2 separate regions of the Mus musculus genome follow, and region 1 is linked to region 2. The links are chromatin contacts, found by Hi-C or POLR2A ChIA-PET in ENCODE. All regions are on one chromosome and are shown on one strand. The core of a region is the stretch at or near the end of the contact, and the rest is flanking DNA. Distances in the headings are between cores, read along the strand shown. Region 1 holds the start of Polr1c (polymerase (RNA) I polypeptide C). Region 2 holds the start of Xpo5 (exportin 5).

Evidence for each region. A loop is a pair of places that touch in the nucleus more often than their neighbours do. ChIA-PET counts read pairs that join two places held with the same protein, here RNA polymerase II (POLR2A).
Region 1: a map of left cerebral cortex shows a loop between it and region 2 (3-fold over the local background). The contact joins the promoter of Polr1c here to the promoter of Xpo5 in region 2. A Hi-C loop is called at or near these places in 10 of 37 maps with a recorded cell type or tissue (CH12.LX, adrenal gland, gastrocnemius and 5 more). POLR2A ChIA-PET finds 5 or more read pairs at or near these places in 3 of 5 experiments (Patski and embryonic stem cell).

What each region holds. Positions count from the first base shown.
Region 1 is chr17:46,246,753-46,249,452 of GRCm38, forward strand. Polr1c (polymerase (RNA) I polypeptide C) reads right to left here and starts at 1,293. Exons shown (of 9, transcript NM_009085.2): 1 at 1,143-1,293; 2 at 977-1,048. The coding sequence starts at 1,211. It overlaps Yipf3 (Yip1 domain family, member 3), which reads left to right and starts at 1,328. Exons shown (of 9, transcript NM_145353.2): 1 at 1,328-1,576; 2 at 2,089-2,286; 3 at 2,427-2,533. The coding sequence starts at 1,496.
Region 2 is chr17:46,201,395-46,204,094 of GRCm38, forward strand. Xpo5 (exportin 5) reads left to right here and starts at 1,417. Exons shown (of 32, transcript NM_028198.3): 1 at 1,417-1,631. The coding sequence starts at 1,527. Polh (polymerase (DNA directed), eta (RAD 30 related)) reads right to left here and starts at 1,247. Exons shown (of 11, transcript NM_030715.4): 1 at 1,003-1,247.

The DNA.
Region 1 (2,700 bases), core at 43-2,542, 45 kb after region 2:
GCTCAAGCAAGCACATAGACTTCACAAGCAGGCACCTGAGTGTACCCTCATTCTTGTTCTCCTGCTTGGCAAACGACACAGCCAGCAACAGTTCCCCAGTGCCACTGGAGAAATGGCTCAGCTATTAAGAGCACTTAACTGCCCTTGCAGAAGAACTGGGTTTGGTTCCCAGCACCTGGTGGGACCTAACATTCTCCTCACACTGCAGGGATCACTAACACACAGTGGTGCACAAATACACATGCAGGCAAACACGCATATCAAGAAAGTTTTAGGGTCCTCAAGTTACAAAGTCCTTTCTCTCACACACTGCCTCCCCAGAGCACTGGTGCAAATCGTCTAGTTCTCCCTGCCTTACTCCGTTAGTACTGTCTGGAGTTCATCTATGCCCCCAATTTCAGCCTGCATACACTAGCTGGCAGATTCACCAGAATTCATTCCCTCCTGGCTATCAAGATTGCAAAATGTTATCAGTCTACTCAAAAATTCTAAATTGGGCGTGGTGGCTCATGCCTTTAATCCCAGTGCATGGGAGGCAGAGACAGAAGCAGGTAGATGGCTGAGTTCAAGTCCAGCCTGGACTATAGAGAGAGTGCCAGGGCTAAACAGAAACAGTTTCAAAGTGAATTTTAAAAAAATCATATATAATGAAGCTCCAATCAGGCCTTCACTACTCAACTTTTATTCATAGTTCAAAGCTTAATTCAAATGCCATTCCCTTCACTGACCTTTAACTACGTCCCTTCAGTTAGCTGGATTCAGTGCATCAATGATTCCTGACCATATCCCAGCCATCTTCACCGCTATCTTACTATTCTGGAATAACTTGTCTGTGTGGTCCATTATCCCACCGAGAGCAACCACCGTGTCTGACCCGTCCATGGAGCTCAAGCGTGTTGTATGGAAACAGCGACCCCCACCCCAACCTGCGAGGTCTGGCCCCTCGGGCCGACTGGGCACCTTCAGCTCTACCCACCTTCTCGAAGCGGTTCTGGTCCCAGGCATCATCATAACCGGCGTAGTTACCGGGAAAGTCCGTGGTGTGGACCTAGAGCCAACAGAAAGGGCAGTGTGGCCAGCCTTCACACCAGGCCTCTACTTCCCCGTGCCGCCCTCATCCTTCCCGCGCCCCGATCTCTTACATTGCGAACCCCAAACTCTCCGAGAACCACGCGAGTCCGCATCTCCTCCACCGCCTGAGCCGCCGCCATCTTCCGCCACTCGCTGTAAAAGGAGGCGAGTCCGCGCCTGCGTCTCCGCAGCAACGCTCGGGCTCCCGCAATCTTGAATGTCGCGAGATCTTGCCCCGCCTCTGTCCACGTCCTTCACTTCCGGACGTCAAGTGGGGCCAAACATCCGGGTTTCTCCCTTCGGCGTCCCGGCGGATCCCCACCTTGCCCGGGCGGTCGCCCCTCTGAACCTCTCCCTCCCTCGGACCCGGGTCGCACGCTCTTCCCACGCGCGCGTGCTCCAGCGACGGGAAGCCTCGAGGGACATGGCGACTCCGGCGGCGCCGGCCAGCGGCGTCCGAAATGGTGCTGGCCCGGAATGGGGAGGCTTCGAAGAAAACATCCAGGTATGGAGCGCGCCTGCTGCCAGCAGCCCCGGGCTGGCGGCGTCCGGACGGTGGCTGCTGTTCTCTCTCGCGGGGCCTAGAGGTCGGCTCCGCTGAAACGCAGCCTGTCCCCTTTGAGTCTTCCCGGGGAAGGGTGTAGCTCTTGTGCTGGCGTGAAAGGGACAAACTAGGGCTCCCGCGGGCCTCGGCTCTCTGTGGGGGCTGGAGGCTAGGATCCACTGGCACCCCCTAAAAATAGGCTTGTTTGAGAATTGGGAATGGCAGATGGGCTCTTTTGCAACTCTTTGGAGCTTTGAGGTGGAAAGTAGGAAAACAACGTGGATTGAAAATAAATAGTAGGGTTTCCAGGACCACAAAAGTGACGCGACCAAGAGTTGCCACCACTGAAAGAGTGGCAGTTCCAAGCCATGTCCTCGGCAGTGGAAGATCAAAGCCTCAAGTTGTCAGCTGAGCGGAGAACGGGGAGGATGCAATGGAAGGGCCCCTCACTCTCCGAGCCGTTGTCTTCACAGGGTGGGGGTTCGGCTGTGATTGATATGGAGAACATGGACGATACCTCAGGCTCCAGCTTCGAGGACATGGGTGAGCTGCACCAGCGCCTGCGGGAGGAAGAAGTAGATGCTGATGCAGCTGCTGCAGAAGAAGAGGATGGGGAGTTTCTTGGCATGAAAGGCTTTAAAGGACAACTGAGCCGGCAGGTAGCAGATCAGGTAAGCCAATGGGGAAAAAAAAAAGGACCTATGCATGTCCTAAATTGATCGAGGTTTTCCACTTAGACCCACACGTAAATCTCGCCGAGACTGAATAACAATCTAGAGCCAAGAGTCTCATCATACCCATTTCCCTTCAGATGTGGCAGGCAGGGAAGAGACAGGCTTCCAGGGCCTTCAGCTTGTATGCCAACATTGACATCCTCAGACCCTACTTTGATGTGGAGCCTGCCCAGGTCCGAAGCAGGTGAGGCGCCTTCTCTGAGACATCTGTCCTCACATCTAGACCCTCATCCAGACTTCACTCAGACTCAGAGCCCTGAGCTCTGGTGGACTCCCCTACTTGCAACCCCATTACTGAACTGAACATGTTGTGAATACTTGGTGAAAGGTACAGTTGGCTAGGTACCCCTC
Region 2 (2,700 bases), core at 167-2,666:
AGTAGCTTTGCATACCAATGGCCTATCACAAATAATACTTTACAGAAACACAGGAAATTCATGATTTAAATACAAGAAACAGGTTATACAGATGAGTGAGCTAGCACCCAACTGTAACTTTAAACAGTTATTTTTCAAATAAACAATCACATTGAAAACAGTGCCAAGCAACTACTACTACAAAGCTGCAAAATTACTGTAAAGAAAATAATTAAGAAGATACTGAATGTTCAAAGCATTAACACCTTACAAATCTCGCCCCTCACCTAAAACAAAATGATCGTACGTTTAGAAACCTTTTACACTTAAGTCAGGCGTCCTTGTGCTCTGGCGTGGCTTTTCTGTAGTACTGGAACAGATAAAGCTAGAAGGTGGCAAATGTATTGTCGCAATCAATACAGGATAAGTACCATATTCAATATAAATATCAGAGGTAAAACTGGAAGCGAAGCTGTGATTTAAGGGCAACAATTTACTAAGTGGAAAAACACCTCCTAAAACATATGCAGGATAAGAGATGATACAGCCTTAAGTCTTTTATGTGTTCCTTTCGTACTTTTATGTATTGGCAAAGTCTGCACAATGCCAAAACGTAAAAGACTACGTAAATTTGGGATGGGTTTTGTTTCGTGAGGCAGGGTCTCACTTTGCAGCTCAGTCTGGCCTCAAACTGGAAGCAATCCTCCTGCCTCAGCCTCCCAGAGGTATAGTTGGGATGCGTTTTCCAACATCTCAGTTCATCCCATTCTGTACAAAAGCACGTTTGGGAGTCGGTCGTGTAGTAAGACGCACGAGAAAATATGGACCAGTGAAGAGGAAGGTTTAAAAATTACAAGAAAAACTCTTTCTACAAGAAAACTCTCCTTAGAGACACTCTTAGAGCCTTCTCTCCCAGTAAGCATGCTTTTCATTTCGGCCCAGTCACCCCCAAGTAAAAGCGACAGCCAAGGCTTCAAAAGCCATCCGATATAGCGATCCCGAGCCGTGTTTTAATGTCCTTACCAAGGCGACACCTGTCAAAACTGCCAAGAGCGAAGCTGCGGGCTCCGGGCGGAGTCCAATGACAGCGTCTAGATGTCGTCGTCGCCTTCCCAGGAGCAAGTGAGTGTAATCTGATAACACAGATCCGAGTAGGTAGCCCTAGGCTCCCGCCGAGCCAACAGCCCTTCCAGCCTGCAGGTTTACGCCCCACAGCAAGCCCAGAGGAAATTTGGAGTTCAGCACCGCGCGCGCCGCGAGGGACGGTTGACGCGCCTGCGCACCGCGGAACTTCCGTTCCCCAGCCCCGCCCCGCCAGGCGCGGCCGTCACCCGAAGCGGCCACTTCCGCGCGCGCATGCGCCGTGGCGGCTCCGGCGCATGCGCAGCGCTGGGTTCTTCCCAGCTCCAACTTCTGGGACTCACGCTCCTCCCTCCCGTTTCCCCACCCCCAGCCCGCCGCGGCCCGGTATCAACGTGTGGTCCCGCCAGGGGAACTGTGCGTAACCTCGTGCTCCCGGGACGCCGGTGGGGTTCCCGGCTCTAGCCATGGAGATGGAGCAAGTGAACGCGCTGTGCGAGGAGCTAGTGAAAGCGGTGACGGTCATGATGGACCCCAGCTCTACCCAGCGCTACCGGCTGGAAGCCCTCAAGGTAGCTGGGGTCCTGGCGGCCTGGGCCTGCCCCGAGAACCCTATCCCAGGCTTCCCTCACGGCCTCTCCAAACTCAGTTTGTCTCCTGCCTATGCGGCCTTTGATCTTCCCACTGCCCGTGGGGAGGGTGGCTTCTGGTCGCGGCCCTCACCTCCTCCCACTTGAGTCTTTTCTTGCCTGCGCGCTTGCCTTTGCATCACACGCAAGGGTCCCTAACTGTTGCACATCTCCTCGCCATGTCTCAGTGGCTTTTTTGCCCACTCCTCACTTCTCTTCACTCTAGATCACACCGCGGTCTCCACCCACGCAGGCTGTGCCGGCTCTGACGCCGGGGCAAACCCCACATTCCCTGGCGTTCCGGGAGCGCACGTGCAAATTCCTGCCCCAGTGCCACCTTCATTCTTCCCTGCTGATCACTCCAGACTTGTGCTGATTCTAGATCCCCGTGTGTCCATTTTCTTACATCCTTACATACCTCTATCTTTCGAGTCTTGGCCATCTCTGGGCTAATTTGTGACGCTCCTTCCTCGTTTATACCTGTGAGATAGTCTCCGGCTGTTTTTGCGCGAAGACGAGCTTTACCACCGGCTTTGCATTTATTTGCACCGGGGCACTTTGGTTTCCTGGAAGTAATTCTCTTGCGTCCCGGGTGCTCTCTGCGCCAGGGTCTAGTTCAGCTTTTGCTATTTGGGAACGCTAATACCTTCAACAGAGCTTCTCTCTATTAGAGTAAGCGCCAACATATAGATGTATGTGGCACAGGATTTGGAATCAAACAACTCTGTTTGCTTTGTCTTTGATTGTGAAGAATTTTACATAGGCAAAGAAACAGAGCACCAGAGTGATCCCGAATAGGCCTGTGACCTAAACTCAGATGATACACAGATTTGCTTGTTCACTGACTCCTCCTGGCACCCTTAGTTTTGAAAGCTAATTCTAGGGGTTGACATTCAACTTGTATGGGTATATCTCTAGCATTTTTTTTTGTACTCTCTTAGATCCAGTTTAGTATTAACATGACTAATATCTAAATGGAGAGTGTCAGTATTACTAATCTAGATTTTCGCAT